Regions from separate parts of the Homo sapiens genome. Here region 2 is linked to region 1. Evidence: read pairs that join two places in POLR2A ChIA-PET (ENCODE). Cell type or tissue: MCF 10A. All regions are shown on one strand. Links, peaks and the distances in the headings refer to the core of each region. The heading gives the core; the rest is flanking DNA.

Region 1 (5,059 bases), core at 377-4,376:
GAAAGCTACTTGTCTATGTCCTGAGAAAGGGGCACTCTGGAAAGACTGGGTCCTTCCGCATTTTATGTATTAGTGTCAGCACACTGCGTTTTTGTGTGCCATTTGGTAATTTCTTCTGGAAAATCCTACTCAGGGAGACATATGGCCGTTATAACCTGGCGCTTTAGAGAACACACAATGCTGTCATCGTCTCAGAGATTTTCTGTCCAAAATGCTTGTAGTAATGAAGAGTATTCTCAACCATTACCACAGAGTTTAAAAATGTGTTCTCCTGGCCGGGGGTGGTGGCTCACACCTGTAATCCCAGCAGTTTGGGAGTCCAGTGCGGGTGGATCACAAGGTCAGGAGTTCGAGACCAGCCTGGCCAATATGGTGAAACCCCATCTCTACTAAAAGTACAAAAATTAGCTGGGCATGGTGATGGGAGCCTGTAGTCCTAGTTACTTGGGAGGCTGAGGCAGGAGAATCGCTTGAACCCAGGAGGCAGAGGTTGCAGTGAGCTGAGATTGCACCACTGCACTCCAGCCTGGGCAACAGAGCGAGACTCTGTCTCAAAAAATAAAAATTAAAATTAAAATGTGGCCTCCTTAATACAGCATCTGCAAGTCTTGCTGCATGCTTGTGAATTACTTGGGGGGATAGCATATAAATGGGCAAAGTCCACCTCATTTTAGATAAGATTTCATTGGCTATTTCCTAATGTTTTATTTTAATGAAATAATGAAAAGAGATGTCATTGTGGATTCTTTTTTAATGCCCATGAATGGTTTCTAGTGACATTGTATGGGGACAAAACATACACAGCAGATCTTGCCACCAACAGCATTCCCACAACTGTTTTCTTCCTGCAGATCCTACTTGCATTCCACACATGTCCACTCCCGGTATCAGCCTCGCCGACCCCCTGACCCATGGCACAGGCTCATCAGCCCTCAATATTGTTAAGTGGAAAAATGAAAGAGTTTTTATTATTACAAAAGTAATACATACTCATTAGACAATGTCAGTAAATTGTACCAAAAAAAAAAAAAAAAGGAAAACCTAGAAAACAAACATAATCCCACGTGGCTGGACATGGGATTTTTGACTCATTGCTGTAGAGCTTTCTAGATACGTTTTACATGTATACGCAAACCCACATGTCCGCAATTTTAACAGAGACGAGTTTATGCTGATGGGCTTTTTTTTTTTTTTTTTTTACCAGTTTTTCACCCTTAATTGTGTGTCACAAACATCTTTGCATTTCTCTAACGCCATGTTTAATGATGACCATTTGTCAGGGTGTGCCATGACTTATGTAAATGTGTATCTTGCGGAATGATGATAATTTTCCCACGGCCGAATTTTTCCTGTGTTCCTGACTTTTCTCTAAAAAGAAAAATTCCTAGAAGAGGAAGTTAGAGAGTCAAAGCATGTGCATGTTTTTAAAGCTTTTGTCAAGCCTGTCCATGTGAAGAGACCACCAAACAGGCTCTGTGTGAGCAATAAAGCTGTTTATTCACTTGGGTGCAAGTGGGCTGAGTCCAAAAAGAGAGTCAGCGAAGGGAGATAGGAGAGGGGCAGCTTTATAGGACTTGGGTAGGCAGTGGAAAGTTACAGTTAAAGGAGGTTATCTATTGTTAGCAGAGGAGGGGATTACAAGGTGCATGGTGGGGAGATCATAAGACTCATTGTCCGAAAGAAGAATGTCACAAGGTCAACTGATCAGTTGGGGCAGGGCCAGAACAAGTCATAATGGTGGAATGTCATAAGGTTGGTCAATCAGTTATGGCAGGAGCTGGCTGTTTCACTTCTTTTGTGGTTTTTCTTTGGCTGCTTCAGACTTCTTGGCTCCTGCAGGCCATCTGGACGTATATGTGCAGGTCACAGGGGTTATAATGGCTGAGCTTCGACTCAGAGGCCTGACAGCTTTGCATCCAACACTTATCCTCAACTCTAAGAAGTACCTTTTTGTGTATTTTAACATTTCTGAAATCAGGATATTGTAAATTGATGTGGATGTTTACAATGGTAGTATGATGGAGCTTTTCTTTCTTTGGTCAAGCCACTATTAAATTGAAGGTGCTTTTTACCATTAATGTCATCTTAGAATGGAGGCATTTCAGTCCTGTTAAATTACCTCCCAGCAAACAATTGTGCCAGTGTGCAGAGCCTCCCACCGAGTGCAGCTGCCCCCTTCCCCAGCCCCTCCCTTTTCAGCTTTGCCAAATGAGAAGCAATATTGTTTCTTATTTATCAAGTCAGTGCGTTTCTATATTTATGACTCACTCATGATTAATTACCATTAACATCTCTCTTAGCAGTTATAATTTTGGTATGACTTTTTGTTTTCCATGTAGATTATGACTCTGTAAAAAATTGTGAAACCATATTTATAAAAATATAAAGACATTTTAATGACAAATATAGCATACTCATTATAGAGGCTTTTATGTAAATATAATTTGGTGATCTTAATTTGAAATAAATCTTAATTAAATTTCTCTGAAGTCCCATTTTGTTAAAAATATCCAACGAGCCTAAACCTTGGCTGGCCTAAGCTCATGATGTTTCCAAGTCAGCAAGAAGCTCTGTCCTTACCCGTAGCAGCAGTGCCGAGACGCTCCTCTTCAGTTCTGTCTGCATTTCCAAGTCCATCAATGATGGTGCAATTGTGTTGACATAATTCATTGCCTGAGAAATGCTTACAGATTTGCAAATTCCAGATTGTGGTAACATGATTGAACATGACTCGGCGTGAATCACTGATTGACAGAAACAAGTTGTATGTACATTTGAAATGCTTGCTCATCACTGAACACAAAGAGAGAAGGATCCATTTTGCCTGCAGAGAATGGAAATGACTGGGGCCAAAGGAGTTTTTGTTGAAAGTCACTGTATTGCCATTAACCCAAAACATATTTCCTTCGGGCTAATACTAAGAAGCCACTTTGTTGTGCTATATAGAGCATTGCACTCAAAATCCTGTGGTTACTGATATTATAAAGCAGAACTTAGGGTACCATTCAAAGAAACAAAATAGGAAGTTCCTATCAAGTTACAGTGATTGAAGCATTTAAAAAGTTTCTATATACTGAGCAGACATCTCGCCCTAAAAGAAGAACTTGAAAGCAACCACCTTACGTTTTTGGTGGATTTGAGAAAAATAGCTAAAATGTGCCCATAGTGGATCAGCACCCTTTTAGATAACATCAAACTAAACTTCATGACTTTGAAAAAAATTGAGAAAAGTAGATGCTAAGTGGGAAGATTTTACTGTAAACCAACACCTCAAATCAAGTGTGTGTATATATATATATGTATATATGTGTATATGTATATATGTGTGTATATATGTATGTATATATATGTGTATATATATGTGTGTATATATGTATATATATGTGTGTGTATATATGTGTATATATATACGTATGTATAAAGGAACAAAACATAAAGCCAGGAGATTGTGAGGGTCATTTCCATCCACAGACCAATCCCCAGCTTCCCTTATCAGGTTCTTTCCCAGTGCTCTTAAGGAGGTGGGTTTACTCCCATGCTGAGCCAGTGTCAGATATATGTTTATTTTAGATCCTTGAAATTAACTTGACATTCCTCTTCAGCAAAGAAAAGCATCATTTTCCAAATTAGTGGGAGCAAAAGTCTACTTTAAAAGAAAAATCTATTTGGACTGCCAAATTGGTAGGAACAGGCATAGACTTGGCAGTTAACCCTTCTGCTGATCCCCTGTTGCCACTTCTCAAATGGCCCAACGGGTACGAGACTTGGAACACGAGCCTGCCTGGCTGTGAGCACTCATGGACCCTCAGTTTCCCTTCCCTTTCTCCTGGAAGCTGGCCCAAAATGCTGATTATGGTGGACCCAAATTTATTTATTTATTTATTTATTTATTTATTTATTTATTTATTTTTAATTTTTATTTTATTTTATTTTTTAGACAGGGTCTTGCTTTGTCACCCAGGCTGGAGTGGGGTGCAATGGCACGATCTTGGGTCACTACAACCTGCACATCTTGGGTTCAAGCAATTCTCCTGCCCCAGCCTCCCAAGTAGCTGGGATTACAGATGTGTGCCACCATGCCTGGCTAATTTGTGCATTTTCGGTAGAGACGGGGTTTCACCATGTTGGCCAGGCTGGTCTCGAACTCCTGACCTCAATTGATCCACCTGCCTCAGCCTCCCAAAGTGCTGAGATTACAGGCATGAGCCACCATGCCCAGTCAGACCCACTTTTAAACAGCAATTTTGAAAAAGAGGGGCATGAACACAGGATGGCAAATGACGACTAATGACTTTTCCCCCAAATCCCATTGTAAATCTTGTCACTGTGTGACCAAGCCTATTTCACCCACTGCCATTTGTTCCTGGCCCATAATAAAGTAAAGGCCTGTGAGATATTTGGAGAGATAAATCAGCATTCAGTTTAAAGAGTCAGAGCTGGAGGAGAAGGTGGGAAGCAATGTTATCATTTAGTCTATCTTCCTGCCTTCAATGAAAATATAAAACATTAAACGTATATCAGACCATCCCAGTAAGAGAAGAATTAGTCCCCCTTTTTATGACTTTACAGAAACATATACTTTTCTGCTGGAACTCCATTCCATTGCAGTATTTACGGCTTCGCATTCTGTTTTTAGAAGTATGTTGCTACCGACTTGAAAGAGGATGTCAGGTTCTCTGTAGCAATAAAGGGGCAGGTGTGGCCATCTGTGCCATTTCAGTGACTTATCTGAATAAGCATTTCAATCCTTAGAAACAGAGCCTTCCCATGGAAAATGCTTGATTTTGACTTGCGTCATTGTGCAGGGAGTGATATACACCATGATAAATTTTCCTGCAGAAAAGTCTTTCTGAACACAGAGCCATAGAAATGAATTCTTACAGATAATGTAAACTTAGAGACACCCTGACACATTTTTGTTCTCTTAATTTTGAATCTTAACTAAATTTTGCAGATGCCATTGGGGTCACTGAGACAAGAAACTGCGTTCAGTGGCTCATGGACACTGATGATATTAGCTCAATTTATAGAGTTGTCTTGTTTGCGTCTTGATGAATCT
Region 2 (5,059 bases), core at 354-4,353, 56 kb before region 1:
TGCTGTCTCTGTCGCTGCGACTTTTTGCATACTCCAAGCTGCAAGAGTCAGTGATTGAAGGGCTTTCTAACCTCTGCAGCTCACCTGGAGAGGATCGCAGCCTATCGCTTTTGTTGACCACAAGGACCTGAGCTCTGCAGAAGCAGTTGTCACCTCCTTGAAGAGCTAAGGCTTCCAAGGAGATATTTTGTGGGTCGAACTGGCTAAGCAAAGGGGAGCAAGTGACCCAGCAAGCAACAGGTGGGGAAGCCAAGGTGGAGGAACTTGTGTATTGCCTGATGGTTTTACCTGACATTTGACTAATTCGTTTCACTGGGGATTCATAAGAGACCTTAGGGGCCTGTATGTCAGAATTTGAGGTGTGACTTACTTTGGAGCCCTTCAAGGCATTATTTAATTATTTGGTAATTCATTTTTCTATTTGTCTGCTAATGAACATGAGTTTACACTTTCTGAGAAATTACCAATACCAAGACTGTAGTTACACAAAGAAGTTCAATGATTTCCTTAGGCTAGGTGGGCATAGGATGGTGTTGACTGCAGATGGGCGTGAGAAAACCTTTTTCAGAACATGGAAAGGTTATAAAATACATCCTGATTGTAGTGGTGCATATATTGCCAAAACTCATCAAAGTATACAATTAAAACTGACATATTTCATATTATATAAATGATATATAGATGAAGTTTCTTTAAAAAAGAAAATCTGAGATTCAAAGTTTCCAGGAATGAAATGTGACTTCCATAGGAATTGGCCAACTCCATCAGTTTTCCCAATCCAATCCCTGGCTTGAGAAAGTACCAGCTGGGCATGGTGGCCCACGCCTGTAATTCCAGCACTTTGGGAGGCTGAGGTAGGCAGATTACCTGAGGTCGGGAGTATAAGACCAGCCTGACCAACATGGAGAAACCCTGTCTCTACTAAAAATACAAAATTAGCTGGACGTGGTGGTACATGCCTGTAATCCCAGCTACTAAGGAGGCTGAGACAGGAGAATCTCTTGAACCCAGGAGGCGGATGTTGTGGTAAGCCAAGATTGCACCATTGCACTCCAGCCTGGGCAACAAGAGCAAAACTCTGAGCCAAGATCACACCATTGCACTTCAGCCTGGGCAACAAGAGCGAAACTCCTTCTCAAAAAAACAAAAACAAAAACAAAAACAAAAAAAACCCTAAAGGTCTCTGTATGTTGATGTCTACCATCCTAGCTCTATGGAGTACAGTATCTTAAATATAAGTGAATAATACTATAATATTGTGGGATAGTTGCAGGGCTTGGATTTAGGTGCTTCCAAAATTTGGATGGAAATGTTGGAAAAGTGATCACTAGATAAAGATTATACTTCCAAAGTGGACACTTGATCTTTACCACTGTGTATGCAGTTCTGATGTTGCTTTAGCTGGGGCTGAGTTTCAGCCAAGTCTTTCCAGCTTATAGTACATTGAATTTCTCATTCATGCTGAATCAAAACTTTGGCCTTTACCTGTAAAGTTTCAGTCCATGGGAACCAAGAAATGGGAATACTCCATATCTGGATATCAAGATGGTCAAAGAAAGCATCTGGTAGGTATAGTGTAGGTTGATGTAAAGATCCCTCCAACCTTGGTAGTTGATGCCCTCAGAAAAGTGCTGCCAGATCCCAAATGCATCCTGTCCAAAATCAAGGAGGGGCAGGATGATATGGCCAATTTCAGGATTTTTAATGTCTTCTTAGACTCAGTTGACCTCTGGAAAACATGATTCAAGAGCCAGTTAGGCAGGATCAGTAAGGATAAGCCAGGTAGAACCAAACAGTCGTCATTCTGAAAGCTGGGAAAGTTTTGGCATCCTTGGTAACAAGGGAGGAGGGGTCAGGAGAGGCACCAGCTGACAGTGAAGCTGACCTGGCAGTCACCTTCCAGAGGCCGTGCTGAATCTGGATGCCTCAGGAATTCTACTGGTGCCCCATGCCACCTTCTTCAATAATATATCACTGACCACTCCAGCCAGAAGGGCTCACACTGACCTTGGAACCCCTTGGTGCTCAGTCACCCATAATTCTCATTAGGTAGTTTTTTCTCTATTTAGTATTTATGTAAGTATTTATCTCTCTGACTTTCCTGTTGCTTCCAGTACATTGCAGTCTACTATACATAGAACTTCTGACATCTTCATGCCCCTATAGCCTACTGTAGTGCCTTGTTAATACTAAGTGCTCTACCAAACAAAAAAACTGAGTGAAGAAATCCTGAGGAAATAGAAAATATTATTGGCCTCAGACCTATTAAGCCAGTTTAGAACAAAAAAATCATGGATTATTTAAAGTATGCCAATTTTGGGATGAAAGTGTATTCTGTGTGTTTTTATTGCTACCGTTCTCCAGAGAAACAGGGTGATATTTTCCAGCTACAGAATGTTTTAGCAGCAATTCCCAACGAATTCAGCTTATTTTTCAGCAAGTTAACCTCTGTTAATGACATATTAAATTTTGATTTTTTTAATATGATCACCCTGGGGAGACATTCAAAGTAGACCTTTTAAAATAAGGGTGAGCTATATTGCTGATCAGACATCATGGTGTCATTTCACTTCAGAGAATATTTTTCCAGAAAGACACACATTTTAATGACTGGTCAAACATACTAACCATCTTATCTTTGCTTTGGGCCATATAACTAATTTAGCTAGTCATTAGCTTCAAGGTAATGGAAGAGCACGTTCTACAGTATTAACTGAATACCAAATCAGCTCCTAAAATACCTCTCCCTGTGGTATTTCGACTGAAAAATGCCAGCTTATGCCAGCTTATAAACCACAGATAGCTGGAAGTTCAGGTGATTCAGAATAAAAGCATGCTGTCTAGATAACATTGTTAGATGTAAATGATTCAGGCTCACTTTTGATCTGATCTCTCTAGATGGACTAGACTTTGGTCATATTGGAAGACAGTAGAGGCTAATATTGTGCAAAGATGAAAAGGATGAGACAAAGCATGTGTAGGTCCCTACCGTAGTGAGTCCCCGCTCATTGCAGGTGGCGGCATTTGGCACTGTTGACTGTTCCCTCCCCTGCTAGCTTGTGGGTGCCCTTCTCACCCACCTTTCCAGCCATCTTCCCCCACCATTGCCATCCTTCACAGCCCACATTGCAAGCTAGTCTTCCACCTGCCCTTTAACCGCTGTTATTTTCAAGGTGACCATCCTTGGTCCTCTCTTCAAGCCAAGCCCTCCCTCAGACCTTCTCGTGTATTTCTGCAGTTCTGACTGCCTATAGTTGATAGGCCCCAAGTCTGTGTCTCTAACTAGACCATTCTCTAGAGCTCCTGGATTATACTTCACATTGCCTACTGGATACCTCCATTTGGAATTTTCATAAGCATTTCAAATGTAAAATGTCAATATTTGAGCTCATTTTTCCACCTCTTCCCTCACCCACATGCAACCCTGTCCTGTCTCTTCTTACCTCGGTCCTTGCAATGAGTGGCACTTAGAATCCTCCGTGCATGTATTCCAGACCCTTTTATCTCCAGTGGCTGACTGATAACTGATTGATTCCAGAAGGCCAGTGATTCCTGCATCCACCTCCTCTTTCCTATTAACTCAGGGTCCCCACTCTTTACCTCAACTACTGGAACAACCTACACTCTTCCTGCCTTGAGTGTATTCCCCCTAGTAATCCATCCTTTATCCCCATACCATAAAATATGCTCATAACACCCCCCATAAAGTGATTCCCTAGAGCTTAAAAACCTCAGCTCCTTAAGACCATCTACTTTGTTTTCTGGACCCTCTGGCCTCATCTTCCACCTACCCTCCCTCTCCACCATCCCCCTCATCTCCAGCGACACCTTATACTTAACTCATGTTGAACCATTTCCGGGTCCGGAACTCACTGAGTACTTTTCAGACCTCCAGACCTTTGCACAGGCCGCTGCTTCCTCTGAGCCACTGGCTAGCAAAACTCTTTCTCTGTCCCTGAGGACAAACTTGACGTTCAGTTCTGTTTTCTGAAAAACTGATGCAGGTGGAATGTTTATGGGGTTAATAGACAGTAAGTACTTATGATAAAGATGACTCTTGGACCGGGCATGGTGGCTCACACCTGTAGTCCCAGTACTTTGGGAAGCCAAGGCAGGCAGATCATGAGGTCAGGTGATCAAGACCATCCTGGCCAACATGGTGAAACCCCGTCTCTGCTAAAAAAAAAAAAGAAAGAAAAATTAGCTGGGCGTGGTGGTGCGTACCTGTAGTCCCAGCTACTTGGGAGGCCGAGGCAGGAGAATTGCTTGAACCAGGGAGTCTGAGATTGCAGTGGGCCGAGATTGTGACACTGCACTCCAGCCTGGCGACAGAACGAGACTCCATCTGAAGAAAAAAAAAAAAAAGATAACTCTTGGTTGGTGTGTGGGATCTTGACAGGCAGGACTGTAAATGAACTATAAATACCTGGGAGAAGCCACAGCTGTGGACATCCCTGGAAGTCATGCTCACGGCGATGAAGTTGTGTCTTCTTCAGCTTGGCCTTGTGCCCCCGGAACTCCTGCCAGCACATGTGGCACCTGGGGCTTCTACCCCAGCATTGCTCCTTACCTACCAGCATGTCTCCTTCCCCAAACCCAAGTGATCACGGGGGTTCAGAGAAGTGTCCCCTGGCCCTTCCTGCTGATATGCTGCTTCTTGTCCTGTGTCCTTCTAAATGACTCCAATGCCAAGTATAGCCCATTATATTCCAGAGATCCTAAATGGATATTTGGGCCTGAGACTATCCAGAGGGAGTATGGCACCTCCTTTGCCCATTATTCCCAAGCAATATCTAACCCACTTTTCAAGATCTTGGTCAAAGGCACTCTCCTCTGTAAACACACGGTGCCCATCAACAAGAATTAAATAAAATAATCTTTTGTTGCAACCTCTGTGACATCCTAAAATAACACGGATTATATTCCTATTATAAACTTTGGTTGTATTACCACCAAAATCTGTCCTCTAAGCAGATGACTTATTGAGGGTAGGATCAATTGCTGTTTATATTTGTTCGTACTATTCCTGCACCATGCCTGCTTCACCCTGTGGGGACAC

What was found. Peaks named below come from ENCODE experiments on the same cell type or tissue, not always from the same donor. Only the 100,000 strongest peaks of a DNase experiment are listed, where the experiment ranks them.
Region 2: POLR2A ChIA-PET joins it to region 1 with 6 read pairs; 3 of 35 experiments call an interaction of 5 or more read pairs at or near these places.

What each region holds. Positions count from the first base shown.
Region 1 is chr6:161,404,458-161,409,516 of GRCh38, reverse strand. The region is part of intron 9 of PRKN (parkin RBR E3 ubiquitin protein ligase); the gene reads left to right. Among named protein-coding and RNA genes, the nearest start is that of AGPAT4, 130 kb to the right of the region's middle. In MCF 10A, for the core only: no CTCF peak of the experiment used is centred there; DNase peaks (open chromatin) are centred at 1,786 and 2,686.
Region 2 is chr6:161,460,058-161,465,116 of GRCh38, reverse strand. All of the region lies in intron 9 of PRKN (parkin RBR E3 ubiquitin protein ligase), which reads left to right. Among named protein-coding and RNA genes, the nearest start is that of AGPAT4, 190 kb to the right of the region's middle. In MCF 10A, for the core only: no CTCF peak of the experiment used is centred there; no DNase peak of the experiment used is centred there.